Linked DNA regions of Homo sapiens: regions 2, 3, 4, 5 and 6 are each linked to region 1. The links are chromatin loops, found by intact Hi-C in ENCODE. Cell type or tissue: heart right ventricle. All regions are shown on one strand. Each heading gives the region's core, and the rest is flanking DNA. Links, peaks and the distances in the headings are about the cores only. Region 1 holds the start of RGS6 (regulator of G protein signaling 6). Region 2 overlaps RGS6 (regulator of G protein signaling 6). Region 3 overlaps RGS6 (regulator of G protein signaling 6). Region 4 overlaps RGS6 (regulator of G protein signaling 6). Region 5 overlaps RGS6 (regulator of G protein signaling 6). Region 6 overlaps RGS6 (regulator of G protein signaling 6).

Region 1 (5,018 bases), core at 635-4,634:
TAATGAACATTTTTAGAGATATGCTTTGAGACTATGTAAATATCCTGTTCCTCATCAAACTTTTACCCACCAATTTTAGCATTTATTGATGATTCTGGCCTGAATCAATTATTAAGATGGTGGTTGCCAAATGGTGGTTTTCTAATTCTATCTTTTCTTCTTCATTTATTAGTCGCATTCTACTATAGAGTTCCCTTCTCTGTTTCTATCAGCATGGACTCATGGACTCTTATTTTACTCAAAGGGTTAAATTTGTCATTAACTATTTTACTCCTTAAATAGTTCAAGATTTGGCCAACAGGAACCCCTTCAAGCTGACTTCTGTCTTCTTTTGACATGTCTCCATAATTCTTTAAGTATTTTCTCATTTCCTTGCACAACAAATTATTCTAGTTTCATCCACTATACCAAGGAACTGTGGTTCCTTTCAGTGGAGGATGGTATTAAGAAACCAAGGTCTGAGTGTTAGGTGTGTTCATTGCTACTGGGGTGCCATTGCTTTTAGGCCTTCTCAGTCGACAAACCTAGGAAATATATCACCATATACACACACATATACACTTATATTTTTCTGTCTATCTATCTATAATCTCTTTGGATCCAAAATCATTTTACACCTTCATCTCCAACTTCAAGGCACATAGCTAGATCTCTTGCCTTTCTGTATTGGTAATTCCCTTCTCCAGCAGTGAGATGACTGGCTCCAATTTTCTTAATGTATTTACTTCTTTGCTCAATTCCCTAGCACATAAACCAATCTCTTGGCCATGTCAGCAAAAAATGTGTCCTGTCTCTATTACATACATATATATATAAAATACCCCCCACATACATACACATACATATGAAATCAGATATTTTATGTATAAGAAACCATACTACATAGATATATCAGGAATCCCATATAATACACAAAATGTATCAATATGAAAATACATATCTAATTCCTATAAATATCTGATTTCACATATTTTTTTTTAAAGAGAAGTACACAGTAAGGCTTTCTTCTGATGAGCCTGGAGCCTGCTGTTTATACTTCCACAGTATTATTCCTTCATGCTGTACTTGGCCCTCAAGGAGCTGCTAGCCTCAGAAATGCAGAGTTCCCACTGGGTGTGGTGGCTCAAGTCTGTAATCCCAGCACTTTGGGTGGCCAAGGCGGGTGGATCATCTGAGGTCAGGAATTTGAGACCAGCTTGGCCAACATGGTGAAACCCCATCTCTACTGAAAACACACAAAAAATTAGCTGGCAGGCACCTGTAATCCCAGCTACTTGGGAGGCTGAGGCAGGAGAATCGCTTGAACCTGGGAGGCGGAGGTTGCAGTGAGCGAAGATTGCACCACCACACTCCAGCCTGGGCAACAAGAAGGAAACTACGTCTCAAAAAAAAAAAAAAAAAAAAAAAAAAAAAAAAAAAAAAAAGCAGAGCTCCTCAAAGCGGAAGTTTCCCTAGTTGCTACCTTTCGCTCCATGTACAGCCTATTCTTTAACTGTGACAAACGGCCACAGCCAGCTCCACAACCGGCTTGAGCCAAGTATTGAGCCTGAGGAAAGAAAGATTTTATATTTCAGCTTTAATAAACAACTGGGACATCTGTTACAATTCTATTTTCCTCACTAGGCTGGGTATGGTTTCTCTTGGTTGCAGGTTTCCCCCCACCCCCCGCCTTTCTGTGTACTAAGCCTACCATAACACACATGTCTGCTTGTGTGTTATCCCATTCGACGTGAAGGCTTCAGGGCAGAGACTGCTTCCTTTATTATCCATTTCTAATGTTAGAAGAGGGTCTAACACAGAGCAGGTGCTATTTGTCTATTGAAGGAAAGAATGAATACATCCATTAATCAATGTAGAATGGCGGGAAAAGACACAATTTGGGAAGGAGACTTTACTCTTTAACTTCTGGACCCATGTGAATGAGGAGTCCAGGTCATCCATCGTTAAAGGCATTTAGGTATTTTATTTCAAGTATTTTTCCCCTTTTCTGGTGACATACTACAATTCAGGACTAAATCTCAAATTTATTCTTGATATTGATAGCATTGATATTGCACACAAATCCCACGGTTACCGTCCAGCACTAGTGATCTTGTCCTATTTCCACCTGCAGCTTTTTGAATCTAAGTACACATCGCATTTCAAAACTCCCACGTTAAAGAAAGGCATCAGTTCAAGTTACTTTCTCATTTTCTGTCTTCGACTTTTTTCTGCTTCCCCCAAGAATATCTGAGAGTTACTTTTCTCGAAAGTTCTTTTGTAGTGTTCCAGATAGGAATCATCCTGTAATATTCCAAATGCAGCGTGTGGTGTGCATGTTGAATACATAAAAATGACGAGGTTAGGAACAATATCGCTGACGGTCGCGGTGTCCCGTTTTAATTTAGAGGGCGCCAGCAACACGTCAGTGAGGGAGATTCAGAAGCCGCCGGGCACCTCACCCCGGGCCGGGAATCCCTAAGAGAACCTTGACGCCGCTGAAGTTTCCGGACCGGGCCAGTTTGGAATTGACGAAAGCAGCCTCCGCCCGGTCGAGCCAGTCTCTCGGTTTTCTCGGCGGCTTCTTGAGGATGAGGCATTTCTAGGTTTTCTCCTCCTCGAGCAAATCACGGTCTGCGCCTTCCGCGGCTCTGGGAACAGGTGAGCCGTGCGGCGGCGCCCGCGGGACGCGCTCAGGTGCCGGTCCCCGCCCGCCGGCCCCTCCCTGCAGCACGCGGTCCGGGCCCAGGTGCCGGGGCCCAGGTGCCGGCGCCCAGGTGCGCGGGGCACGGGGCTGCAGCTCCGCTCGGCATCCGACAGCGGGCGCCGCTGCAGCAGCTCGCGGGCCGCGGAGCTGAACGGCTTCGCGAGTTGGGGCAGCTCCTCGCGCTCGGCCCTGCTCGGCGGCGAGAGCTCCGCCTGGGCGCCGCGTTCCTACAGCCGCCGGAGCCGCCAGGCGCCGAGGGAACGGACAGACCTCCGCGCACCCTTGCCGACCGGGGCGGGCAGAGGCGGGCAAGCGGCGAACGCCTGGGAGCGCGGAGAGCCAGGCCAGCCCGGAGCGCGCCGGGGACACCCTGTGCGCCCCGAGTCCCGGCACCATGCGACCCGCCGCGCGTCCTCGCGGGCCCGGGGCTTCGCTCTTCGCTCGCTGAGCCCCTGCGCTCGCCACCACGGAAACTCGGAAAGAGGAGGCGAGGCTGTGGGGAGCGGCGCGGAGACGGACTAGACTTCCCCTCCGCCCCCAAGAGGCTGCCGGTCCCCGGTTCCCTGGGCTTCTCCAGCTTTATCATGAACCTGGCGCAAGGTTGGCTTTAGGAAAAATTCTGGAGCCAGAGGGAGAGTCAAGGCAATTCTTTGGTTGCTAAGGTAATTGTAGTTGTGATAAAAAATGGGCAAGAAACAAATGGGGGAAAAACATGGTTTAAAACAGTATCCTCCCTCCCCACCCCATTAATATGTGTTGATTTCATCTCCTGGGTGTGGGTGCTTGTCCATTTCAGATGCGTGACAGGTGCCCGTGTGTGTGTGTCTGCAGTTTGGGACTGTGGAAGCACGAGCTTACATAAGTGGTTAGGCAAGCTGGCGTGTGGACTTGTGTGGGATGGGTGCAGGTCTGCATATAAATCATGTTCCTGGGTTTCTGGGTGTGAAGCGCACACCGACGGGGACGAGAGCGCAGAGGATGGCGCTTTTAGATACTTCCAGTCTTCCGATGTTGTGATCGCAGGTAGGGCAGCTTTGCCTCTAATCAGGCGTTCATTAACTTTTTCCCTGAACAAGCTCGCCCATTTGTGGTTTGGAAGAAAAGAAAGCGAGTCTCCGCGGTGAGGTGTGGAGGGCAGGGGCGGGTGGGGAGGTTTGTTGTTTGGGAACTGCGCTAGCAAAGGAAGCGGTGGCTATTCGCTTGGAGAGGATGACAAATGAACTGGTTGCGTGAGGAGTGAAGAGACCGTGTTTACAGTCACCAGCAGGCTGCGTAAAGAAGTGGCCCAGTGAGACAGGGAAAGTGACCCAGAAAATTTAGTTTTGTTCAGAATGAAAGCTGCTGTATTTCATTTTTGTTTCTTAATTTGACGGAGTAGGAACGTTATTTTCCTTCTCTGTCATTGAGACCAGTAGCATTTCTATGTTACAAACTGAAGATATTTGGGGTCTCGTCGGCTTGGGATTATCAATGCTTGGGAGGTGAGTTCTGATCAATACCTTTAACAACCCCAAAGAAAAACGCAAAAATAATCAAGTTTAGGTAAAACTTCCACTGGACTTTCTTTCCAGGGAGGGTGAGAGATGGAAGAACTGGGCTTGTAAGTATCAAAATGGAGTTAGAGAATGAGCTACAAGTTTGTGTGTGTATGGTCTGTCAAAAAGTGTTAAGACTGAAAGGAAACTGTTAGGTTTAGTTAAATGTGTTGACAACACGGCTCTTACATATCAATTTTCATAGGCAAATAGGTAATTACATAGAGTGGGAACTGGGACTATGGTGGGAAACTTTCTGTAAGATGTATATTCTTTATTCTTAATTTATCACTTTTTCAATGGGTGGGACTACTCTGTGAAGGAAAGTAGAGGGCTGAGGGACATTTGGTGAGACTCTTGAGAGAGAAACCTTTGCAAGCCAAATCTCGCATGCTATAGATGATAAATTCTAAGTTCTTTGATATTGTACCACTCTTAAGCTAAATTGTCCTGTAAATATGATCTCATGCACCATAAACTATATATATGTAGAGAGAGTCTATTCCCAATAACTCATCCTTTCCTGAAAGAGTCTGCAAGTTCTATAAATGTCAGCTGTTGGGAGGTATTGTGATGAAGGAGAGAGGCCACCAGTGTTTCCTTTTATATATTTATTCTGGCAGATCTTAACTTTACTTCTGATTTTCTTTAAGGAATTTCAGTTAACATTCACTGAATTTATATTGCTGAGAGTTTCAGTAAAACAAGACTAGATTTTCTTTGAAGCAATAAATTCATCTTATCAAGTGAAACATTATGACAATGCTTTTGTGGCAGAAATGTTTATTTAAATGAGT
Region 2 (5,018 bases), core at 393-4,392, 490 kb after region 1:
TAGATAAGAGGCAAGGCTGGCGCCTGGGCAGGTCTGAGAGGGTCCAGGAGGACACACACCATATCAAATTGTGCAATTTAGCAAATGGCTGGTGGCAGACTGAAATGATAGTTAATCTGTTTTCCATGCACTAAAGGCTTTTGCCAAACTAAGATTTGCTGTGAAGACCCAAAGCTGGAGCCCACCCAGGGAGCGGGCTGCCTTGGATGCGTTTCCCAGCCTTCTACAGTGGATGCCAGTAAAACTAACTAGAGACATGAATGGGCACCAGGATAAACACAAGGGGATATTTTGTTCTTACCATTAGAGAAGGATACTGCTAACTGGCAAGAAGTCCCATGGTTGTTATCTTTTGATTAGTAGTAGTAAAAATACTATTTAAAGCTAGTAGCATTTTTTGAGAGCTTGCTTTACACTGGGTACTTTTTCAAGTGTCTTACAAGTATTCGCTCATTTTATCTGCACGGCAGCTGTATGAAGAGAATACTGTCATTATCTTCACTGCATAGGTGAGCAATGGAGGCACAGAGAAGTTCAGCAACTTGTCCAAGCTCTCATAGCTGGGAAGTGGCAGAGCCAGGCTTTGAACTCAGGCAGTCTGACTCAGAGTCCAAGACTGCCGGCCTGAATTGTAGGAGAGAGACAGTGCGGGTATACCAGGAACCAAATCCTATCGGCTGAACATCAGTGTTTAAGTCGAGCCCAGATGCTCTGCACAAAATACAATGTGTCTGTGCACATGTGACTGTTAATCAGCCATTTCCTTGGTTCCTGCTTTGTGCTGGCCACTGAGCTGGACCCTGTGGGATGGATAAATCAATGTCAGTCATGCCCCTGGAGACCTGGCTGTTGCAAAAAGGCTCCTGAAATCATCATAACCCAAAAGAGAAAAGGGCAGGTGCTGAAGAGAAGTATAGGTAAAGAGCAGCAAAATCATAAAGGAGGGGAGACTCTTTGCCTCTGTGGTATCAGGGAATGCTTCTCAGAGCGGGTGGCGTTTGCCCTGAGACTTGAAGTAGGAATTTAAAAACATAGAAATGCAGTGGAACGGGAAGAAGGACATTCTAGGTGGAGAGAAGTAGAGCAAAATGGTCCAATCTGCCCCCCTAAGGGTGTGAGACAGAGAAGTGGATGGGAAGGCCAGGAAGGCTGTCGCCATGTGGGCCGAACATGGGGAGGGAGGTGTTTGTCAGAATCAGAATGGACTCAGAGGGAAGCTGAGCTAAAAGCTTCAATTTACAGATGAAAGAAGAAAGAATTTGGATATGTGACTCACTCAGTGTACCAAGTTCGTGGCAGAAGTAAGTCTCAAACCCCAGGCTTGCCTCCAATTTTCTTTGCACTGATCTCCTGGCATAAACATGTGGCTAACAAGGGTCTCACAATGCCAGGAGGGTGTTACGTTTTTATAACCTGTTCTATTTGAGGGTCTCCAAAATTACATATTTGAAGTTAATATTAGCCAGATGCTAACTGTCTGCAGGCAAGAATAAGCACCCACTTTACATTGGGAGAAGCTAGAGATTTGGGAATCAGGATTTGCTGCAGATACTTTGAGGAATCTAGGCCTCTAATCCACAGTCTCCTAAATTCTGGAACTTCTGGCTTAATTACACTTTTTAATAACCAGTCATCATTGCTGCATAATTTGTGAGGTCTGGTATAGTATGATTCCTGTTCCCTTCAGCTAACCCTGCCCCCACCCCCATCCTTTAATAAACGTAAAACTTTTCTTTCCTGTGAATTCATTTTTTTCCCTTTTATCTTTTGGACCTTTGCAATTAACATATTAATATTTAATTCATATTACCTGAAGGTCCAAGAACACTTTTAAACTCATGAAAAACCTTCACTAGTAATTTAGCTGCTACCAAGGTATCCCTGAGCCCTCATTATTTGCCTCTGGAAAATGCCGTAAACGACATCTAACAGGCTTCAGCTCTGTACCTCTACAAATAAGAAATTAAGCAGTATTCAGAACGCCATTGATTATTAATTTAAAAGAAATCAAAAATCAATATCACATTCCTGTAACCTGGCAGTTTTTCTTAACTGAAGGCAGTTGCCTGCAGAAGCCTTGTGGCTTTCCAGAGCAACGGCGCCCCTTCGTGGTGATAATGTGAACTGCACCCCAGGCGTGATTGAAAATAAGGCAGAAAGGAATGCCGGCCTCGAGCAAGGACACCGGTTCATGCCCAAATCACTTCTGCTTTCAGCCAACAGACTGTTTCTGCCAAAAGATGGACGCAGCTAGATTTTTTTTTTTTTTGTACCGATAATCTGTCTTAAAACTTGGAGAGGATCTCTTTTCCCCTGTGAAGTCAGGAAAATGACAGCAAGCAGCATGGATTGGTTCGAATAATTTTCACCAGAAATGTGGGGTGAGGGGAAGGGATGGGACTGGAGTCAGAGCAGTGATCTGGCGGGATGGGGTGATGAGCCATACGGAGATGAGGTGTGGCGCCACGGGCTGGGAGTCAGGGATTATAGAGTGAGGGTGGGGTAGGATCTTCCTGGTCATCAAAACTATGAGAAATGTAATTATTTACATTTTAAACTAAGCCAAAGACTGTATTGAAATGTCTTACACCCAGAACAGAGAAGTGGTATCACCAAAGTTCAGAATTCCCAGCTCTAACGTGATGCCTTTGGGGACTGCCTCCCCACCCCAGGCTGACCTAACACACCCCTTTGAGAAAAGAGGATTTAGTTTCTCCTGACTGTGAATTGAATATGTGGGATGTGCCCCTCCAGGAGCTTCTAAAATCACCTCTGCTTTGACCTTGAGGGGCCGTGGTAGAGGGGAGACAGCACCGGCTTAGAAACCCCACGGCTCGGCTCTAGTCCCAGCATCAGTGGAGCACCAAGGGGAGAAAGTATTCATCACTGAGGTATTTTATGATATGTATATTGTTCCTGGGCAGTTGCACCCCTTATCGCCTGCACCCTGTGTACAGCTCCCCATTCCTCCTCCCTTGGAGGCCACTGTGCTATGTAACTTGCTGTGGGCTGCAAGAAAGACTGGGCTCCCGTTTCCTCTTCTGAAAGGCAGGAATCATGCTCCCGGCTGACCTCACAGAATCATTCCACAGATTAAATGGCGATATGGCTTGTCTGTGTTCACACTCAAATCCACATGTTGTGGGAGGGACCTGGTGGGTGGTAATTGAATCATGCGGGCAGGTCTTTCCCATGCTGTTCTTGTGATACAGAACAAACCTCATGAGATATGATGGTATCATAATGGGGGGAGGTTCCCCTGCACAAGCTCTCCCTTTGCCTGCTGCCATCTATGTAAGACATGACTTGCACCTCCTTGCCTTCTGCCATGATTGTGAGGCCTCCCCAGCCACGTGGAACTGTAAGTCCATTAAACCTCTTTCTTTTGTAAATTGCCCAGTCTTAGGTATGTCTTTATCAGCAGCATGAAAATGGACTAATACAAATGGGATGTAAAAATAAAATTCTTATATACTTAGAACGGCAATATGAGCTTTACATCTGAGTTATGCTATAATATCAATCAACATATATAATAATATAAAGTAGTATATTTATTATAAGTTATAATAACAGAGTGAGATAGCTTAGTAATTTCTTGTTAGTATCTGCAATCTTGGGGAAAACAAATCTAGAGAAATAAGTCCAAACTGGAGCTGCAGAGTCAAGTGGGCGAGAGAAAGAAGTCTCGCTTTTTTTGTTTTCCAGGAAAGCTCAGGTCCAGTTCAGCAGGCCAGCCCAAGAGACTGGGAGAGCCCTATGTACTCAGGAGAGCAGCCTCACCCCTCGTCCTTGTCCAAGATTGGGGAGTGGGTGCCCACAGCTTGTATGTGTCCCCATGAGAGTGGGTGTCATTATGAGGAGCATCAAAGGGCCAAGCACAGTGGTGACAGATGTGGGGGAATTTGCCATTCTGAGGGCAGAGGAGGTCAAACACAAGTGGACTCGCTTATTAAGCCCAGAAAGAGAACTGGGAGAGGAAGGCCAAGTGAGGATGGAGGCGGAGATCCAGGGCCCATCTGCAAGTCAAGGAGCACCGAGGATGCTCAGCAGCAGAGCCAGGAGAGGGCATGGAGCGGACTCGCTTGCAGAGCCTGTAGAAAGAACCAACTCTGCCGACACTTTGATTTTTAACTTCTGGCCTTCAGAACTGGGAGAGAATAAATTTCCATTGTTTTAACCCACAAAGGAAGAAAAAGACTATCAAGAGTAGAAGGGCCTGACAGGTGGCCACACGGCAGGTGAGTCAGAGAGTTGAGTCACGTGGGAGGTAGTTTAGAAAAGGATTTGTGAAGAGGGCCATCCCCTAGCAGCGTGTTGAATATAGTGAGGAATATGAGATGGAAAAGAATCTTTTTAGAGAACATGGGTGCCAGACATAGCCACAGACAAAGTCGTGAAATAGACAGAAATTTGTCCCATTTATGGAGACTGTGGTTTTCCACCCATATGTCCCCCCACCCCATGTCATGTTTACCTGGCCCTCAGGCTCACGCTGATGGCCCTGGGCTGCTTTTTTCCCCTCAAAAGCTGATGTCTGGTCTCTAATTATAAGATACAAGATGAGATGGAAATAATTGTTAACAATGTATTCATTCAACAATGGATTGTGTAAAAAAAAATGTGGTACACATACACCATGGAATACTACACAGCCATGAAAAGGATAAAGTCGTATTCTTCACAGCAACAGGAATGGAGCTGGAGGCCATTATCCTAAGCAAATTAAAGCAGAGGCACAAAACTCAATACTATGTGTTCTCACTTATAAGTGGGAGCTAAACATTGGGTCCTCATGGACACGAAGATAATAGTAACTGACACTGAAGACTACTAGAGGGGGTAGGGTGGGAGGGGGACGAGGGGTGAAAAACAACCAGCAGGTCCTTTGCTCAGTACTTGAGTGACGGGATCATTTGTCTATCAAACCTCAGCGACATGCAATTTATACATATAACAAACCTGCACATGTACCCCCGAGCCTAAAATAAAAGTCAAAACAAAATATTCATTCCCAA
Region 3 (5,018 bases), core at 309-4,308, 250 kb after region 1:
ACAGTGCTCTCGCAAATATTTATTGAATAAATAAATGACATAATTTATACAGTCTGTGAGGCTTACAAATACCTTCTTTAAGCTATTAGTAAAACAAAAGTACTGGCACAAAGTGATTTCTTGTTCATATAACAGAAGTATTTTACTTTCAAACACACACACACACACACACACACACACACACACACACACACAGAAAGAGGGAGAGAAAGAGAGAGAAGCCCAACCCAACAAACCACTTAAGGGAAACCATGAAAATGGTATCTTTGTTGAGAGTTAATGAGTTTATAGTTAATTTATGCTTTCCCTGGAATACATATTATACTCATTATGTACAAGTAAACTATGACTGTTTTTAAACCTATCACAGATATTCCAGATCTTAAAATGCTCTGTTTGAAATAAAAGGCAGAAGGGGGGACTTGGGCATATTCCCTTATAGTTATTCTTGTGTCTCTTATGGAATAGATGCAAAAAAGTCTAATTTGCCTTTCTGTCACTTGGCAAAGTTTATTATTTGCTTAAGCACAAGAAGATAAATGTTTTATCCTACTGGCAAAAAGTATTGTTTGCACAAATGTAAAATTCTGTTAAATGTATTTATATGTATTGTCTTAGTCAGGGTTCTCTAGAGGGACAGGACTAATAGGATAGATAGATGTACATATGAAAGGGAGTTTATTAAGGAGTATTGACTCACATCATCACAAGGTCAAGTCCCACAGTAGGCCATCTGCAAGCTGAGGAGCAAGGAAGCCAGTCCGAGTCCCAAAACCTCAAAAGTAGGGAAGCCAACAGTGTGCCCGAAGGCCCAAGAGCCCCTGGCAAACCACTGGTGTAAATCCAAGAGTCCAAAAGCCGAAGAACTTGGAGTCTGATGTTCAAGGGCAGGAAGCATCCAGCGTGGGAGAAAAATAAAGACCAGAAGACTCGGCAAGTCTAGTCCTTCCATGTTCTTCTGCTTGCTTTATTCTGGCTGTGCTGGCAGTTGATTAGATGGTGCCCACCCAGATTGAGAGTGGGTCTGCCTCTCCCAGTCCACTGACTCAAATGTTAATCTCCTTTGGCAAGAACCTCACAGACACCCCCAGTGACAATACTTTGCATTCTTCAATCTAATCAAGGTGACACTCAGTATTAACCATCACATGTATGTTTCTATTTGAGTGTTTCTGTAAATGACATGCTTTAGTTTTTGACAAGTCAAATCCTACCAAAATACCCTCATAGAAAACTCTTGATGAGAGTAATGGTTATATCCAAGTCCTCTCAATAACAAATTTATTTCAATCAATATTTAATATCACAAAATAACAGTATGACAAATGAAGGATAGAATGTGGTTAACTAGTGTAGAGTGTGAATTATTTGGACTGGATTGTGAAGTAGATGTAACTGATACTCATGGATGAACTTGCAGTAATTATAGATAATAAAAAATTACCAGCCAAGTGCTGTGGCTCATGCCTGTAATCCCAACACTTTGGGAGGCTGAGGTGAGCGGATTACTGAGCCCAGGAGTTCCAAACCAGCCTGGGCAACATGGGGAGACCCCATCTCTACAAAAAATGTAAAAAGCCAGGTGTGGTAGTGTGTACTTTTATGTAATCCCAGCTACTCAGGAGGCTGAAATTGGAGGATTGCTTGAGCTTGAGTCAAGGCCGCAATGAGCTCAGGCCACTGTACTTGAGCCTGGGTGACAAAGACCCTGTCTCAAAAAAAATTATAATTCGTACATAATTTTTTCACACATCAACCACTTTCCTAACAAGTCATTGATCCTCAAAATAATCCTGTGAGTATTATTCTCTTCTATGTAAATGGAGGAACTGAGTATCTAATAGGTGATTGCCATATCTAGGCAGCTGGCGTGGAGGGTGTTGAAGATTTGAGTCCGGTGCCTTTGACCCCAAAGCCTATGGCTGGAGATGCCTGCCAAGGCAAAACTGCCCTTACCAAAGCAGATTTTATCAGCTGATCCCATTTCTCTCTCACTAAACTGAGTCCATGAATCCTTCTCAATGTAGACAAAATCTGTCTGCTATCCTGACCTATGTTATTTCTAAGTGTATTTTGCTGGGCATTAACGCAGATGGAATACAGCCGAGTTTGCGTAAGTTCTGTATAGTACACCACCAAGCACCTTAACAGGAGCCTGCAAATTGCCCTTGAGGGAGGTAACTTTTAGCATCTGAGGCTTTGATGTGTTTATCTTCTCCAGGAATTTTGTTTTGCCTCCTTTGGGAGGGGAGAGGTCTTCTGCTAAGCATCTACTTCCTTTATTTCTTACTGCACAAGAACTTCGGTCTAATTGGCCAACTTTGAGTGTGCTGAGGTGACCTATTTCTGTCTGGGATAATAAAAACATTCCAGATGACTGACGCCTTTTACTGGGGACAATTTGACCTGATTCTAACCCTCCTGCTCTGCCTGCCAAGGAAGATGATTACTACAGGCCTTAGTACCGACCTCTATTTACTTCATCTACATTTTTTTTTTCATTTTCTTGCAAAAATAGCAGGCTTGTCCAAGTGCCTAGCTACTATGGCAATAAGTGCTATTTAAACAGATGCTGATGCCGAATACATGTGTCCCAGCTTAAATGAGTCAGTGGGAGCAGTTGTAGGATCTGATTGCATAAATGCATGGGAATAATGTCTGTCTCTGGGGCAACAGAACTTCTTTTGAGCCCTTGAGAGGACCAGTTCAGTTGCAGAAAGGCTGATGTAATGATCACACACCTTCAGGTGAAAGGGTCAGTTTCTCCCTGAATGGAAAGTGTCAAAAAATGGCCATTTAGACTTTCTGCTTTGTAACTAGAGCAAATGCCTCAAGAAAGAGAAAATGAACAGGAAAGCCCTCAAAAGCTTTAAAGGGCTTAGAAAATGTAAAGCCATTATTGTTGGTTATTCAAATATCCCTCTGATTCAAATAGATGCATTGATTTTTTAAAAAAATCTACAGTTAACATCAAGAAACTTGAGCCTCAGTAAATGAGCACTGCCTTATAGGATATTGCTGAATATGTCTTGAATAAGTTGAGAAAGCACTTGGCTGTGTATAACTACTCATGTAAAATGCTATTGGCACAAAGATGACATTTTTTTCAAAGATGCCTCTATCATGTGGCTACAAGTAGATTGTGCTGATTCTATTCCTCTACAAAGCTCAGGGTCACAGGTGGTCTATTAGTAGTTGTTGGTTGTTAGCTCTGCCATAAGAAGATGGCATGGTTCCTTAGGTTAGATGCATTCAGAGTTGGTGGTGGACTTGAGTGTCTACTTATGCGCAGAGATTTTCAGTCTTTTATTTCCATCTTGACAGTAGGCAGAGAAGCAGGGGACAGGCTTGAAATTTCAGTCAAATATCAATCCAGCATGAAGGAGGACACCCTGATTTTAAACACCCACTAATATTTCCTTGGAAAAAAAAAGAGCCTAACACATCTCTGGCTCCAGCTCTTCTCTCCTCCCCTCCCTTCCCTCAGCCCCCAATTCTCTTTTCTTTTCCTGTCTTCAGAATATGTGAAATGGGGGAAATCATAAAACAGTCAATCTTCATTATTCACAGTTTCCATATTTGTGAATTCACTACTTGCTAAAATGTCTTCGTAACGGCAAAATCAATGCTCACTGTGCTTTTGTGGTTATTTGCAGACATGTGTGGAACAGTGAAAAACTGGAGTTGTTCCCCATGCATGTTTCTAGTTGAAGTTAAACCAGGTGACAGCCCTTTTTGTTTCAGCCCTCATACTGTAAACAACTCTCCTTTTTGTGGTCAGCTTAGTGCCACATTTTAAAACATTTTTCTGCTTTTTTTTTTGGTGATTTTACTATTTGAAATGGTCCAAGGATAGTGCCAGCCTACTGTCCAGTGTTCCTAAGTGCAAGAAGGCTGTGATGTGCCTTGGGAAGAAATATGAGTGTTAGATAAGCTTCGTCCAGGCCTGAGTTGTAGTGCTGTTGCTGTGAGTCCAATGTTAGTGAATCAACAATATATACTCAATAAACAGTCTTTAAGTAGAAACACATGTTAAACAAAGTTATGTATTTATCAGTTGATGAAAATGTGACCAGAGGCTCACAGACACCTAGCCCTGTATCTCTCCCCAGAGCAATGCTTCAGTATTTGCTCAGAACCACCACAAGTAATGAGAACAGGCTAACCTACCCCTTGGAGTTGACGTGAGGATCTCATGAGCTAATGCCCCTAAAATGCATGGTGCCTTACAGTGTGCCCCATAGGTGCTAACTATAGCAGTTATCATCATCATCATCATCATCATCATCAATGAAAATACGGGAGAAGAAAAAATTACCAATAATCCCACTATTGTACCTCAACAACTCTCTTCATTTTGGGTATTCCCTTCAGTCATTGTTACGTTGCATTCACATCTTTGTATAACTGCATTAAACTGCATACAATTTTGAATATTTCTTTGCTACCATTCTGTCATGTGCATCACCCTGTGTTGCGACACAGCCTCCATTTCTGTGGTCTTCTTGATGGAAAGCGGTAAAAACTTTGTTCCTGGGCTCATGTAAGAGCAGCTCTCTTCAAGCATAGGGATGACTTCATTGCTCACGACACCAATGTGCCTTAAAATTCTGTGATTAATTGTAAAAAAGAACTCTCTCTGAACACTACAGAGAAAACTCTCACAGAGCAGAGAAATTTATTATGTGATCTTCTTCTCTCCAGAGGAAAATGGTGTGTTTTAAGTCAGAAGGTTTGGGTCATTATTCAATAGAACGAGGTGCTCGAGGGATTACAAAAGAAGAGTAACTCTAATCTTTGTGAGAGTGATGGCCTAATACAGGTGTTAGCAAACATTTCCCGTACAGGCTCAGATAGTAAATGTGTTAGACCTTGTGGGCCATATGATCTCCATTGCAGCCACTCAACTCTGCCATTGTAGCCAAAACTATGGATAATATTAATGGATAATATTAAACAATTGAGTGTGGCTGTGTTCCTATAAAACCTTATTTACAAATAAGGCACAATTCCAAACA
Region 4 (5,018 bases), core at 418-4,417, 69 kb after region 1:
AAGCAGCCAGAGACCATACAGAAATGAGTGAGCATATTGTGTTCCAATAAAACTTTATTTATAAAATCAGGCCTGGCACAGTGTTTCACGTCTGTAATCCCAGCACTTTGGGAGGCTGAGGCAGGAGTGAGCTTGATTGTGCCACAGTTCTCCAGCCTGAGCAACAGAGTGTGAGACCCTATCTCTAAAAAATAATAATGATAAAGTTAGTTAATTAAATTAAAATGAGTGATGGGGCCTAAAGGCCACAGTTTATTGACCTCTGAGGTAAGCAAATCAATTCTCAATAATTATCGTAGGTTCTTTTTTACAGATGAGGGAATTAAAACCGGAGAGCGTCAGTCGAAGTGAAAATAAGTCCTGGTTATTTAGTTTTCAAAGTTCATGTTCTCCAGGAAATCCTGATGCTCAGCCTCTCCTCTTACAAGGCTTGTGATCTAAAAGAGGAGATAAAATATGTACTTTGTTGGTGCAGACCATGGTAAATGCTCCCGGGATGGTGCGGAATGCTTTTGCATACAAGGCATTTTTGACAGGAGAAATCAGAAGTATGATGGTGAAAGTAGTTTTAGCTAGATGTTGAAGAAAGGTATAACTCTAACAGGTGGAGATGGAGAAGGGAGGAGTCAAAAGAGCTGATAGGGTTTGGCTCTGTGTTCCTGCTCAAATCTCGTGTCAAATCATAACCTCAATGTTGGAGGTGGGGCCTGGTGGGAGGTGGTTGGATGGTGGGGGTGGATCCTTCATGAATGGTTTAGCACCGTCCCCTTGGTGCTATCCCCGCAATAGAGTTCTCATGAGCTCTGGTTGTTTAAAAGTGTGTAGCACTTCCCCTCTCTCTTTCTCGTGCTCTGGACATGTGAATTGCCTAGCTCCCCCTTCACCTTCCGCCATGATTGTAAGCTTCCTGAGGCCTCCCCAGCAGCTGAGCAGATGCTAGCATCATGCTTCCTGTACAGCCTGCAGTGCATGAGCCAATTAAACCTCTTTTTTTTTTTTTATAAATTACCCAGTATGAGGTATTTCTTTATAGCAGTATGAGAACTAATAGAGAATTTTTGATGGAGTCAAAAACTGCAAGAGAAGTTTAGGAAAACAGCTAGAAATGGAAACTCATCTGAACATTGTGACCTTCTATGGTGTTAGTGGAGATAAGACTGGATCAGGGAGAACCTTAGATAGTAGGATTAGGAATCCGAACTTGGAAAAGGGGAAGCACTGATAGTCTTCGAGCAGGGTTGTGATACACACATTACCTCAGGAAGAATTATCTGGTTTTGTTCTACAGAATTTTGTGTAAGTCAGAAGATACAGCCAGCAAGAATTCGCTCAGGCGGTTGTTGTAATATCTTTACATGAGGATGCAAAGGAAGAAGTGGACATGAGTCTTGGGCCATTCATGGGACAGGGCAACTTGTAAATGTAGGTGGAATAGAAGGATGGCTTTGATGGGAAGAGATGAAATGAATAACAATACTTGGGAAATTTGAGGAATGGGAGCTTGTTTTGTGGGTAAAGTAATGGGCCCCATCTTGGATATGAGGTGCTGAGGGGCAGAAACGGAAATATGGAGTAGGCGATTGGAAATGTTGGCTTCATCTTCAAGATGGGGTTGGTTGGGAGTCATCCCATACAGGTGGATAGAGAGCCAAGTAAGAGCTCAGCTCTCTGAGGGAGTGTGTACAGTGGAGGATGCCGGAAGGAGAACCCAGGAGACAAAGGTATTCCAGAACTGGGAGAGGGACAAGAGATAGGAAAATGTAGTAGGCAGGGTAGTGAGAGTGGCAGGATGGATGTTGTACCAGAGGAGTCAAGTTAGGGAGCTATTTCCAGAAAAAGAAAGAGCCAGGAATGTTGCATGCCACAGAAAGGTCAAGAAATACTCGAAAAACCACTGGATTTGGTGACCACATCTCAAGGTCATGGGCGACCCTGAGAGAGCTGTTTAGTGTGTGTTCTTCTCTTGAGGAGTTTCATATTGAAAGAAAAGAGGAGAGAAAATGGGAGATTGAAATTTGTGGCTTGTTTTAAAGTGGATTAATTCTTCAGTGCCAGAAGACCACAAAGAACTTGGTCTGAGAATATATCCTGATTTCTCCCCAAGACTTTTCTTAAGAAAAAGCAAGTTGAAAGAGGAACACCCTTTAGTTTCGTTCTCTCTTGATTTCAGGATTCGGTTTTTGGTCAGTTGTTTGTGTCTGACTCCACTTTTGGCCCTGTCGTGGGGCCGCTCCTGGCAACCTGGGAGGTCACGCACAAGTGTGTGCAGTTGTTAAGCAACTGCTCGCAGTCGCGGTGGCCCTGCTAAATTGGGAACATGTATTCGTCCCAGTCTGAGTCTTCATTCAGTGGGAAACAATGAGTCCCTGACTTTGAAATCTCAGAGGTTACACATTTGTGGAATATGAAATCAGTGTGTTGATGATTTTTCCTACCTCATAGAATTCTTTAAAAATAACACTGGAGAATTGCTATGCAATTCTGTGAAAATTTAGTTCTCTCTAGGGCCTTTTCTAGAAAAAACGTTATGCCCAAATCCCAAAAGGAACTGAGTATTTTATATCAATGCTTTCTAAGATAAATAAAAACAGAACACACACACACACACACACACACACACACACACACACACACACACACACAACGCAGCAACAACAGCAAAAGTCAATAAAACAACTCACCAAACTAACTCTAGAGTTTCAGATGGAAATGATGTTATCAGTCCAAATTAAAGACATATTCTCTTATTTTCTTTTACACCTTGGTTTGTGGCTTCCATAATACAATCATCTGAGTCTTGTATGGTTTCTGAAATGGATGCTAGAAGAGATAACTTGAATGAGTACTTTTCCCCTGGTGGAATTCTCTTCCTCATCTATATTTAAACAGTTGTTTTGCACCTAAAGGGCCCTAAGTTACGTTTCTCTGGAGATATTTAGAGATAAGAAGTGTTGTAAGTACTCTTTCACATTTGTGCAGAACTTTAGTCTTTGAAGTGTTTAGACATCCATTAATCTTTTTTTTTTTTTTTTTTTTTTTTTGAGACAGGGTTTCCCTCTGCTGCCCAGACTGGAATTCAGCAGTGCAATCTCAGCTCACTGCAACCTTTATCTCCTGGGCTCAAGTGATCCTCCCTCCTCAGCCTCCCAAGTAGCTGGCACTACAGGCCTGCACCACCATGCCTGGCTAATTTTTGTATTTTTTGTAGAGACAGGGTTTTGCCATGTCACCCAGGCTGGTCTCAAACAATCTACCCACCCTTGCCTCCAAAAGTGCTGGGATTACAGACGTGAGCCACTGTGCCCAGCATCCTTAATCTCATTCTACCTCACTTTCTGCCTATTGAGAGATAGGCACCCCAAGTAGGAAGTCCAAATGCTGATAAAGAAATTGGGATTCAGAGTGACTTACTAACTAGCCCCAGATCACACAGCTTATTAGAGGCAGATTCAGGGCTAAAGGTCAGATTTTCCAGCTGCAGATTTATTCTGCTTTGAGTGGCATTTTAGACATTAGTGTTTTCTTTAATCCTTAAGCATTTCAGTGTCTAAGGTTTGTATAACATCAGGTTGGTTTCTGGTAGTACGTTGATTGTGGAGAGGGCCCAGAAGCAGAAACCACAGTCTTTACATGATAGTTACTCTTATCTGAGGTTTGGCCTTTATTGAATGGAAGTCTCTTGTTAAAGAAGGGTATGCATTGAGGCAAGAGTCTTGCCAACTTTTCAAAAAAAAAATGGGAACCCCTGGGCTCCTTGGGGATGGCTAATGACAATGATTATGGAGGAGGCTGCAAATGTGAAGTACTTTATAAATCCTGGAGGTGTGGCAGTAGACTGTGTGTTTCTGGGGAGACAGATTTTTGCATACATTATCCTCTGGACACTTCTGCCTTTGGTGCATGCTTGTTTTTATAAAAAAGCTTGTTTTGTTCCTCCTGTAGAAATGAGCCTATCATCTAGAGTCATGGTGGTTTTCTGTATGTGTGAGCTTATGCTTCAGTTACACTGAACACTCGTACTACTGCAAAATCGAATTCAGTGACATTGCCAATATCTTCGCTCTCAGTAGTCTTTAAATATTCTTAGCCCTGGGAACTGGCCCAAGAAACTGCTTATTCTTTTCCCTGTATCACTTAGCATATAAATCCTGAATTACTGCTGACTGAAGATACATAAAGTACAAATCAATAAGTATTTTGTTTCTATATTTTGGAGAATGAGACAATGAGTGAAAGAGAACCCCTCAATGAGGGCTTTAAAATATTGTCATTGTTCTATGGATTAGTAGAGCTGCGGCTACTATTTTACTTACCCACTGGCCACCAGGTACTCACACTGCAGTGAAAGGATTCCTAAAAACATCTTTATTAAGATATTCACATACTATACAATCCACCCATGCAAAATTTACCATTCGACGTTGTTGGTATATTATTACTTTGTAAAAATCATGGCCCTATGCACAACATACAACTTGCCACTTTAATCATTCTTAATGTACGGTTCGGTGGCACTAATTATGCTCACAGTTTTGTGCAACTGTCACTGCTACCTATTTCCAAAACTTTTTCATCATCCCAAACAGAAACTGTGTACTTATTAATCAACACCTCCCCGTGAAAGAATTTTTAAACATACCTTGATTATTAGCTTTGGATGTATATAAAACCTTTAAGGAAGATTTTGTTTAGTCTGTTTTTTTTCAGGGAAAGTTTATTTTTTAAGGGGCAGTTCCATACAGTAGGTGACACAGGTTAGGTTCCTCCAGAAAGCAGCCTCTTATAGTAGCATGTGGGACATTGCCAGAGTCTCAGGAGCAACACTTCTAGGGGATGGGGGAAGGGATGGAGGGAGGACTGGGTAAAAGGAGAACGTGTACTGTGTTGTCATTGGAAGGCCTCACCCTACCCAGTGGAACTCTGGAACTGGCATTTCCCAAGTTGGGGCAACAGGGATGGATCTTTGTACCATATCATTCAGTCATAGGGTTCAGCTCCCAGGACGGCGCATGAGCTTG
Region 5 (5,018 bases), core at 372-4,371, 83 kb after region 1:
CACTTCTCTGCTTGCTGTTATAAACAGTTCTGAAAACCAGATGCTGTTAGCCACACCATACATATCTGTGATGTTTCCTGACAAGATTCCTAAAAGTAGCACCTTCCTTTCATAGGTGAGGTTTTACCTCTACCTTTGTTGTCTGTCTCTAAGGCAAAGGCAATTTTGTGTAATGGTGAAGAACTCAGGACAGAATTTGAATTGTGCCTCAACCAGTTACTACTGTGTGACTCTGGGCTAGTTGTGAACCTCTCTATTCCTCATTTCCCCTCATCTGTAAACTGGGGGAAACACTAATACCAACATTGCTGGGTGGTTGTGAGCAAACAATAAACAAATAATAGTGTAAGCAAACAATAAATTTTAGCAATTGTTTATAAGGTATTTCTCTTGTCAAGTAAGCCAAGTTAATCATCTAATGGCTCCTATAAAATAAAGCATAGGGCCAGGTGCAGTGGCTCATGCTTGTAATCCCAGCACTTTGGGAGGCTGACGTGGGCGGATCACCTGAGGTCAGGAGTTTGAGACCAGCCTGACCAACATGGTGAAACCCCATCTCTACTAAAAATACAAAAATTAGCTGGGTGTGGTGGTACGTGCCTGTAATGCCAACTACTCGGGAGGTTGAGGCAGGAGAATCTCTTGAACCTGGGAGGTGGGGGTTGCAGTGAGCCAAGATCACGCCACTGCACTCCAGCCTAGGTGACAGAACAAGACTCCGTCTCCAAAAAAAAAAAAAAAAAAAAAAACAACAACAACCATAAAATAAAGCATAGTTATAGTATTCAGTAAGGTGAATGACACATTAATGACTCCATTTTCCATTTGATCAGTTCTTACATCCAGGAACCATGAACACAGCTATCTCAACATATGGTAGTTTATAGGGATAGTCTGTAATCTTGCAAATTTAAAAGGTAAATAGGAGTCCTTCAGTAGGCAGATTCATATATTGACAAATGAAGGAAGAATTAGTCTTGTTAGAAGAAACTTGCCATTTCGTTTGTGAACAATGTAGTTAATTTATCACAGGCTCAGTGAGGGCAAGGATGGAGCTATTTCACTTTACTATTTGTGTACAGATCCAGCTCTTGGGCCGTGGTAGGCACTCAGTGAATATTTGTGAAATACATAAATATTCATGAGCAAATATATCTATACTTTGTTGAATGTATTGCAATGTATGTTGTAAACATAATGAAGGCTTTGTGTGATGAACCGACAATTGACAATGAAATTATTGTCTGCAAAGTGGGCTGGGGCCTTCAGGCTTTTCTCCTGATTATAGATTCAGAAATAATGCAAGAGGCTGTTGCTCAAAGTGAATCCCTTACTCCGTGCTGGTCGTGTTCTTTAATTCATGTGCTGTTCCCTTGTGTGTGCTCAGTCCTTATTGCAGCTGCTGGGTCTGAGCTCACTGTGAAAATCGTGTTTCCTTTCTGCCGACCCATAGGGCTCAGTGTTTGATTAATAAGTTTCCCATTTTCTGAGAAAAATACCTAGGTAAATCCCCCTTGGACAGCACAAGGATCTGCAGTAATTTACAACCACCGTGTGAGCCTTGTGTTGAATGACATGCTCTTTGTAAGGATATGGCATAATTTATAATGCTGGCCCCAACGTCCACTCCTAGGGCGTTCTCAGTGCAGTGCCTTGACTCTGATATTGGATAATGTTGACAGTTAAGAGAGGAATGACTTTAGTTGCTGCTGCTGAATTAAAAAAGTCAGACACACAGTCTAAATGGATTTTGCTGTCTTCAAAGTAGTGACCTTGGGATAGATAGAACTCTTTGATGCTTCCATTGATGTTGCTATTGCCCCAAACATTTCCGGAATCCTTTAAAAATTACCTTTAAAGCATGTGGCACATTCTTGTGAATATTTTTGAGTCTAACAAATACTCATTCTTTGTATGAGGCTTTGATTTTTGGAAAGAGTGAAGAGTCACTGGCATCAAGTGCAACAACTGAGGTGGGTGATGAGGGCAGAGAGTGCTGGTTTTGTTTAGGGCAACATATGGTTTTAGAGGCCTTTTAATAATGTCATGAGACTTGAGCATTTGTTCTAAACATGATTTCCTTTTAAAATAATGTTTGAAATGATGAAATAGTCCAAGCCTACAGAACACAACATTACATGCCAGATAGGCACGTTCCCAGCATGGATGTTAAACAGATGTTAACGTGCTGTGTTTGTTTGCGTGTGTTCTTTCATCTTGCTCTCCTTCCCTGTTTTTTCTTTGAAAGACAGTGTTTTAGATATTCCTAAACACCCCCCGCTTCCCTCCATACCCGTCTGCCTTCTCCCCTTTTTCCATCAATATTCATACTTCTGCCAATGTTGCCATGCTTCATTCCCAGGTGTGCTTGTACCTTTTGAGGAAATGTTTAGAAATTTAAAGGAATTATCTTGTGTGTGTCCTTCTAACATTGTCTTTGAGGTTTATCCATGTTGATTTGTTTTAACTGCTGTTTTAGTCCATTTGTGTTGCTATAAAGGAATACCCGAGACTGGGTAATTAATAAAGAAAAGAAGTTCATTTGGTTCCTGGTTCTTCAGGCTGTACAGGAAGCATGGTGCCAGCATCTGCTTCTGCTGAGGGCTCCCAGCTGCTTCCACTCATGGAGGAAGGTGAGGGGAAACCAGTGTGAGCAGATCACATTTCAGGAGGGGAGGAGAGAAAGAGAGAGAAAGGGAGGTGCCAGGCTCCTTTCAACAACCAGCTCTTGAGGGAACTAGTGGAGTGAATTAACTCATTACTGCAAGGGCAGCACCAAGCCATTCATGAGGAATCCGCCATTATGGCCCAAACACCTCCCATCAGTTCCAACCTCCAACATTGGGGATCAAATTTCAACATGAGATTTGGAGAGGACAAGCAAACCAAACTATAGCAACTGCTCCATAGGATTCCAGTATATACGAATAAATCAAGAGTCTTCATCTGTTCACCTGAGAGAAAGTTCAGATGCTTTCACCTTTTTTGTTATTACAAATAGTGATACAGTAGTAACTGTGTGCATATCTATCTAGAAATATGTACTAGAGGTTGTCTAGAGCCAGTACTCAGAGGAAAAATGGCTAGGTTCTAGAACGTGCACATTTTAACTTAGTGGACATTACCAAATTGCTCTCCAAAGCAGTTGTAATTATGCTTCCATTGGTGGTTTCCCATATCCTCTTAGTTATCAGATTTTTAATTTTTGCTAATCCGATTGGCACAGAATTGTATCTCATTGTTTTATATTGCATTTCTCTGCGTTCTAGTGTGATTGAGTGTCTCTTCTGTACTCAGTGGCCGTCTGAGTTTCGTCTTTTGTGAATTGCCCATTTATATTCCTTGCTAGTCCTTCTATTGCCATTGGCCTTTTTATTAATGATTTATAAGAATCATTTATAATCTAGTATTCTTTGTCAGTTTAATGGGCCCCAAATATCTTTACTACTCTGTGGCTTATGTTTTGACTTTTTATGATGTCTCTAATTAAACAGCCGTGCTAAATTTTAATGTAATCATATTTATCCATTTCTCCTTTGTGGCTTGTACTTTTTTATGTGTTTTTAAAAAGAAATACTGCTCTATCCCAATGTCATAAGAATAATTTCCTATACATTCTTTTAAAGTTTTCAAATGTAGTGTTTCACAGACACTTAGAATTGATTTTTGTGTATATGTAACATTGGAATCCACTTTTATCTTTTTCCATATGGATGTCCAGTTGTCTCAGTTACATGTATCAAATCTTTTCCCACTGTCATACACCACATTCCCAAACACGTGTGACTGTGTGTGGCTTCTGTTCTTTATTTTATTTTTATGTTTATTTTTATTTTTTGAAACGGAGTCTCGCACTGTTCCCCAGGCTGGAGTGCAGTGGCTTGATCTCAGCTCACTGCAAGTGCTGCCTCGCGGGTTCACGCCATTCTCCTGCCTCAGCCTCCAGAGTAGCTGGGACTACAGGTGCCTGCCACCACGCCCGGCTAATTTTTTGTATTTTTAGTAGAGATGGGGTTTCACCGTGTTAGCCAGGATTGTCTCAATCTCCTGACCTCGTGATCCGCCCTCCTCGGCCTCCCAAAATGCTGGAATTACAGGCGTGAGCCACCGCGCCCGACTGTTCTTTGTTAATGGTGTGTTTGCTTACTCTGGCTCTACCCTATTTTAATTACCTTGGTCTTATAGGTTTGGGTAGTTTAAGTTTCACTTCAGTTTTCTTTTTTGGAATTTTTTTTGGCTATTCTAAGCTCATTATACTTTAAACTGTATTTTAGGAATGTGGAAGCCCTATTGGGCTTTTGTTGGAATTACTCAGATGGTTTACAGATAAATCGTAAGAATTTGCTCTCTTATCCTGGGTCTTCTCATCTACAACTATGGTATAGCTATGTTTATTTAGTTCTCTTTTTAGGTCTTTCAGTAGAATTTTGTAATTTTTGCCATACTTTTCTTACATATCTTTGTTAAATGTCTTTGTAAGTATCTCATTTCTTTCTTTCATTTGTTCCTTTTTTTGAGATAAGATCTCCCAGGCTGGAGTGCAGTGGTACAATCATAGCTAACTGCAGCCTCAACCCTCCTGGGCTCAAGTGACCCTTGTGCCACAGCTTCTTTCTAAGTAGCTGTGACTACAGGTGCTCACCACCACATCCAGCTGATTTAAATTTTTTTATCCCACATTTTTTGTTGCTGTCAATGATATCTTTTTATTGTATCTTTTCCTATTATTGCTGGTGTATAGGAATGTTATTTTTGTATATCTTGCTGAACTCATTAATTTTCATGGTTTAGATACTCATACATTATGCAGACAGATAAAATCTTTTAATAATAATGACAGGTCTTTTCCTTTTCATGTTATGTGGCATTCACTTCTTTTTCTTGTCTTGATGTACTGACTTGGACTTTCATGATATCACCTGTTTTTGTTAATAAAGTTTTATTGAAACACAGCCACATCCATGTTGTCTGTGGTACCATTGTATTATAACATCAGAGTTGAATAGTTGCAACAGAGA
Region 6 (5,018 bases), core at 436-4,435, 360 kb after region 1:
CAGCTTCCTTCCTCTCCACAGCTTCCATTTAAGGTATTTTGGAAGTCCCTCGAAATGGGTCCTTGGTGAGTAAACCCCTTTATTGAGTCTCGGACTTTAAGAAGTTCTTGGCTTCATGGGACCCCCTTCTTCTAGTTGACACTTTTGGGGATTGATTTCAAGAATCATCTGTTGCTGATAAGTCAGTGTGGCTTCTATTGCTGCAGAAGCAAGGAAGAAACTAGGCATATAGTGGAAGAAAATGCGCTTAATTAGAAACTGGTCCTCATTAGGGATTCTTAAAGGAAGTGCTCAATTTGCACCTATGTTAGCAGAGCCTCACACGGATTAATTAAAAGCTGCTACTCTCACCAGCAACACCCTTCATGGCTGGGTTGAATTGTTTGTAGCTGTCAACTCTGTGCCAAGGGCAACAAGGTTTGAATCTGAGTTCTTTGAAATGCAGGTTCTTTCACTCACTATGCAGAATCTAGGGATCCAGACTCTCAAGAGGCAAAGCTCTGGAAGAACAGGTGGAGTGAGTATCCCTCTGGCTTCTGCTCCCGCCAGATGATCACCATGCCTCTCAACTCTACACTCTTTTCCCTGCCTGTGCTCCAGTTCACACTCTCCACATCCCTGGGGCCAGGCTATACCTAGATCCTTCTGCTTGATCTCTCAGGCTCCGATGTTTCAACTCGTCATTCCCTAGGCTATTAACTTCAAGCCCTTAGATGGCATTCAAGCTCCTTGGTGACCTCTCTGCGTCCGTCTCCATCCCCATCTGCTTCCGTGAGCTTCATAGGCAAGCCACTCTCCATAGTTATATGTCCCTCAAATACCCAGCATCCCCATGCCATCATTTCAACCAGACTGTCCTTTTTCTTTTCCCACCTAAGGAAATTCTATTAGTTCTTCATGGCTGGGTTCAAATCCACCTCCTTCACTCTCCAGGAAGACTACATTATTCTTTTCCTAACACTCCTGAAGTGCTTGTCCTCTACAGCATTGCTGCACATATTTTGTTCTGTTCTTTATTACACTAGTCCATATGGCTTTACTCCCTGCTGAATTTAAACTCTTCAAGGGCTTGATCTCTGTCTTATTCATCTCTGTAACCTCACAGTACCTAATCAAGTTCTTTGAACAAAGCCAGTGTTGAAAAGTGTTTGTTGAATTGAGAACAGCAAGCCAGACTTTCTGATGGGCTAGAAAGATATACCTAGAAAGATAGAGCAGAGTAGCATTTCTAAAGATGGAAAGGACAAGCCTGGCTAAAATCATGCTCAAAGAAAGGTTTTCTTTTAGGGTCCTCATCACATCACAATAGCAAATTTTTAAAAAAAGAAAGGGCCGAGCACGTCAGTATAGTTACCGAGCGTACTTGTGTACTGGGCAAAGTACTGAGCGCAATAGAAAGTTACTAAAAGAAAGAACAGATGCTTTTTCTCCTTTAGAGCTGGTCCCTTTTCAAAATAAGGCCTCAAAGTGCATCCCATTATTAACCCTGAAATAGTGGGACACAAACGTCCAGATAGATATGTGCATGCCAATACGTGTTTAAAAATCTGGCGTCACACAGCACACTCCAGAGGAAGCCAAGCCTAAGAGACATGAACACAGTAACACGGTAGGGAGCCGTGTGATCCAGACTGTCCTAAGCAGAAGAGGCCCCGGGTGGAGAATTCTCACACTGACAGCCGCAGAGCCTGCCTTCCCCAGTGTACTGGTTTTCCCAGGGCATCAAACATTTTATTTAATAAGCTACATGTTTGAGTCACAAGCGTAGACTTGACACCCCTGTATGGTCAACTCCAGCTGTCGTTTGTTCTCCTCCCCTCTCTTCTGGCACAGTGGCTGGAACCTGTATCTGGTGTATCACAACGCTCCATTTCGCTGATCACACACAGCCAGAAGTGACAGTCGCTTCTCTCACTGCCAAGGACAGAGGAGACTCTGGCTGGACAGGAGAAATTCAGGTCGAACCAAGGCAAGTGAACGATGGAATTAAAAACGGCTGAGAAATCCCATAGACTTAGAATTACTCATATCTGCAGACTAGAGGGAAATGAGTTGGTCCTGATGACAAAACAACCCTTTCTTTTCTCTAGTCTGTTAAACTTCTATTTTCCCGTCAGACTGTTTTAACAATGCCCTCTACTGGGTATTTTCAAAACTGCAGGGTTCTGCAGGCCTGACCTGCTCTTGTTCTCCTTGAGTAATTCTTTCTGCAAGATGAACTGAACCCAAAGTTTTCTTCACATAAGCAAGATGTTACTGATGTATAGTTTCTTAAGAGCATAAAAAGTGGACCAGTGCATCCCCTGGAAGGAGGGCCTCTTGCCCTCTTGAGAGATTTCTTTGTAAAGGTGCATGAGGAATTGAAATCTCACCACCTCCTGAACTGGCCCAGAGCTGTCCTGGCATGGATGACACAGGGACCTTGACATGGGCTGATGGATTAAGAACAATGTTACATTTTCTGAACGCATCACTTTTCCAACAGCTCTTGATCTCACATGTGAGGCTCTTTCTCATCCCTGAAGGCTACTGACTTTTCCCTGGATATATTTGTATTGTGATTATTCTGCATATCTAAGAATTTCATCCCTTTCTAACCGCTCCTCTGCCAAAACAGAAACCAAAAAAAGCCAAAACATCACTCTGTGCTAGTTAGTTTCTTTGACCCCTCTTAAAGAAACTCTAAACAAAAAATCTGCGTCCAGTTATATCCAAGGGGGTGTTCTTACTGGGTATTCCCGTCAGAACCTCCCATCTGTCTATTTTGGTTCATTCTTTGCCATTATCATGTAACAAGTTCAAGATAATTGTGTTTCATCTCCAGTTATTATTCATAGTCCCTCTGCATGTTGAAGATTGCTGAGACAGCACAGAAAAATAGTAAAGCAACAGATGAGGTCTGTTTGCAAAAAATGTAGAACAATTCGAGGTGCAGGATGTTCTTCAAATTGTGATGGGGTGAGGTTTTGAAAAGTTCTTCGGATGGGCTAGTGTTTGTTTTCTCTCTCCCTCTCCCTCTCTTCCCCCCTCCCCTTTCCGCTTTCCCACTTCCTCTCTCCTCCTTCCTTCCTCCCCATCCATTTCTCTTAAATAGAAACAAAATTCCATATATTCTTAGAATCCATAGGATCCATATATTCTTAGAATCCATAGGATCCAGCATTGCATTTTATTTAAAAGCAAATGCCGACCAAGTAGTCAGTAGCACCCTTTCAGCTCCAATAGTTGGTGCTATATTCTGTACTCAGCAGTAGACTCATTTCATTATTTTGGAGTATGGACCTGAAGAAAATGAATATCAGACATGGGCTAAGCCAAGGCCAGTTAATAAATATTTTAGGCTTTGCAAACCGTATAGTCTCTGTAGCAACTATTCAACTCTGCTCTTATAGCACCAAAGTAGCCACAAATAATAGTAAACAAATGGGCATGGCTCTGTTCTAGTAAACTTACTTGTGGAAACGGGACAGGCTGAATTTGGCCCACAGACCCTCGTTTGCCAATCCCTGGGCTAAGCTATTGCAGGGGTACTGCTGATGGATATGCGGGCTGTGTCCTGTGTGACAGTGCCTAGCCAAGGGGGCAAGTGGGACCTGAAATACAACCCATGCTCTGCTTCTCCACGCCTTCCACCACAAGAGGTCCTTTTTGTAATTCAGACAGAGGTACCATTTGTTCACAGGCTGTCTCCAACCAGAATAAGCACATTTCCTAATGGATTAGGGTACTTAACATGGTTTGCATAAGTGGGAGGAAGAGGGACCTGATTTTCCTGTATTAGGATAAGGGTTACCTTTGATCCCAATGGCTGTTATTGAAATGACTAAAGCCACATGGTTCAAACATGGCTGCCTTAGCCCACATCTACAGACTGGGAGTAGGTGGTGGGAGCAATTCCAACAGAGATGTAGACTGGGAAAGTGCCCCAGGTAAGAGGAACCCCAAAGAAGGTGAGTTTATTGGTTAGGGGGCTTGTTGGATATTATTACCAAAGCCATAGTCCCTTTATGAAGTTTGTTCTGTCCAAAAATGTGATTTAGGCCACTGTATGAGTCCATTCTCACATTGCTGTAAAGAAATACCTAATGCTGGGTAATTTATAAAGAAACGAGGTTTAATTGGGCTCATGTTGCTGGAGGCTGTGCAGGAAGCATGGTGGCATCTGCTTGGCTTCTGGGGAGGCCTTGGGAAAACTTAGAATGGTGGCTGAAGGTGAAAGGAGGAGCAGCACTTCACATGGCCAGGGCAGGAGGGAGGGAGAGAGGGGAGCTATCACACACTGTTAAAGAACCAGATCTCGTGAGAACTCTATCATGAGAACAGCACCAAAGGGGTGGTGCTAAACCGTTCACGAAGGATCCACCACTATGATCCAATCACCTCTTACCAGGCCCTATCTCCAACATGGGGGATTACAACTAAAATGAGATTTGGGTGGGGACACATATCCAAACCATAGCAGCCACCACTCTCCATCTTAGAATGGTAGAATAATAAAATTAGGAGGAAACTTGGTATGCTTTTGCATGCATTTTAACATCAGAACCCTTTGTTCAGGCCGGGCGCGGTGGCTCACGCCTGTAATCCCAGCACTTTGGGAGGCCGAGGCGGGCGGATCACGAGGTCAGGAGATCGAGACCATCCCGGCTAAAACGGTGAAACCCCGTCTCTACTAAAAATACAAAAAATTAGCCGGGCGTAGTGGCGGGCGCCTGTAGTCCCAGCTACTTGGGAGGCTGAGGCAGGAGAATGGCGTGAACCCGGGAGGCGGAGCTTGCAGTGAGCCGAGATCCCGCCACTGCACTCCAGCCTGGGCGACAGAGCGAGACTCCGTCTCAAAAAAAAAAAAAAAAGAACCCTTTGTTCAAATAAAATCTTATCTAGAACTCCAGTATACGCAACTGTGAAAAAGGGAGAGTGCTCTGGTGCAGCTGGAGAGGAAAGACAAGGAGTGCCCTCAGTAACCCCCTCCCCAGATCCGGCTGGCCCAGAGAGAGCTGCTGAGACTCCCCCAGGAC

Evidence for each region. Hi-C counts contacts between places; a loop is a spot of excess contacts. Peaks named below come from ENCODE experiments on the same cell type or tissue, not always from the same donor. Only the 100,000 strongest peaks of a DNase experiment are listed, where the experiment ranks them.
Region 2: it touches region 1 in a loop (6-fold over the local background); 25 of 110 quality-filtered maps call a loop at or near these places.
Region 3: a loop joins it to region 1, with 3.0 times the contacts of the local background. A loop is called at or near these places in 5 of 110 quality-filtered maps.
Region 4: a loop joins it to region 1, with 4 times the contacts of the local background. A loop is called at or near these places in 7 of 110 quality-filtered maps.
Region 5: it touches region 1 in a loop (2.1-fold over the local background); 12 of 110 quality-filtered maps call a loop at or near these places.
Region 6: a loop joins it to region 1, with 17 times the contacts of the local background. A loop is called at or near these places in 46 of 110 quality-filtered maps.

What each region holds. Positions count from the first base shown.
Region 1 is chr14:71,929,594-71,934,611 of GRCh38, forward strand. It overlaps RGS6 (regulator of G protein signaling 6), which reads left to right and starts at 2,836. Exons shown (of 18, transcript NM_001204424.2): 1 at 2,836-3,348. LOC124903404 (translation initiation factor IF-2-like) reads left to right here and starts at 2,333. Exons shown (of 2, transcript XM_047432046.1): 1 at 2,333-2,432; 2 at 2,576-3,297. The coding sequence starts at 2,333. The coding sequence ends at 3,297. RefSeq lists silencers at 2,625-2,904, 2,925-3,084. In heart right ventricle, for the core only: CTCF peaks have their summits at 2,436, 2,757, 2,961 and 3,961; DNase peaks (open chromatin) are centred at 2,448 and 3,737; H3K4me3 peaks cover 2,512 bases; H3K27ac peaks cover 1,489 bases; H3K27me3 peaks cover 976 bases.
Region 2 is chr14:72,418,834-72,423,851 of GRCh38, forward strand. The region is part of intron 3 of RGS6 (regulator of G protein signaling 6); the gene reads left to right. LOC105370559 (a long non-coding RNA gene) reads right to left here and starts at 378. Exons shown (of 4, transcript XR_944018.3): 1 at 302-378. In heart right ventricle, for the core only: a CTCF peak has its summit at 2,100; a DNase peak (open chromatin) is centred at 2,108.
Region 3 is chr14:72,184,218-72,189,235 of GRCh38, forward strand. All of the region lies in intron 2 of RGS6 (regulator of G protein signaling 6), which reads left to right. Among named protein-coding and RNA genes, the nearest start is that of RGS6, 250 kb to the left of the region's middle. In heart right ventricle, for the core only: no CTCF peak of the experiment used is centred there; a DNase peak (open chromatin) is centred at 2,390; H3K27ac peaks cover 1,173 bases.
Region 4 is chr14:71,998,880-72,003,897 of GRCh38, forward strand. The region is part of intron 2 of RGS6 (regulator of G protein signaling 6); the gene reads left to right. Among named protein-coding and RNA genes, the nearest start is that of RGS6, 69 kb to the left of the region's middle. In heart right ventricle, for the core only: no CTCF peak of the experiment used is centred there; a DNase peak (open chromatin) is centred at 2,262; H3K27ac peaks cover 1,292 bases.
Region 5 is chr14:72,012,546-72,017,563 of GRCh38, forward strand. All of the region lies in intron 2 of RGS6 (regulator of G protein signaling 6), which reads left to right. Among named protein-coding and RNA genes, the nearest start is that of RGS6, 83 kb to the left of the region's middle. In heart right ventricle, for the core only: no CTCF peak of the experiment used is centred there; no DNase peak of the experiment used is centred there.
Region 6 is chr14:72,290,454-72,295,471 of GRCh38, forward strand. The region is part of intron 2 of RGS6 (regulator of G protein signaling 6); the gene reads left to right. Among named protein-coding and RNA genes, the nearest start is that of MIR7843, 220 kb to the right of the region's middle. In heart right ventricle, for the core only: CTCF peaks have their summits at 2,148 (motif pointing left) and 2,350; a DNase peak (open chromatin) is centred at 1,788; H3K4me3 peaks cover 508 bases; H3K27ac peaks cover 428 bases.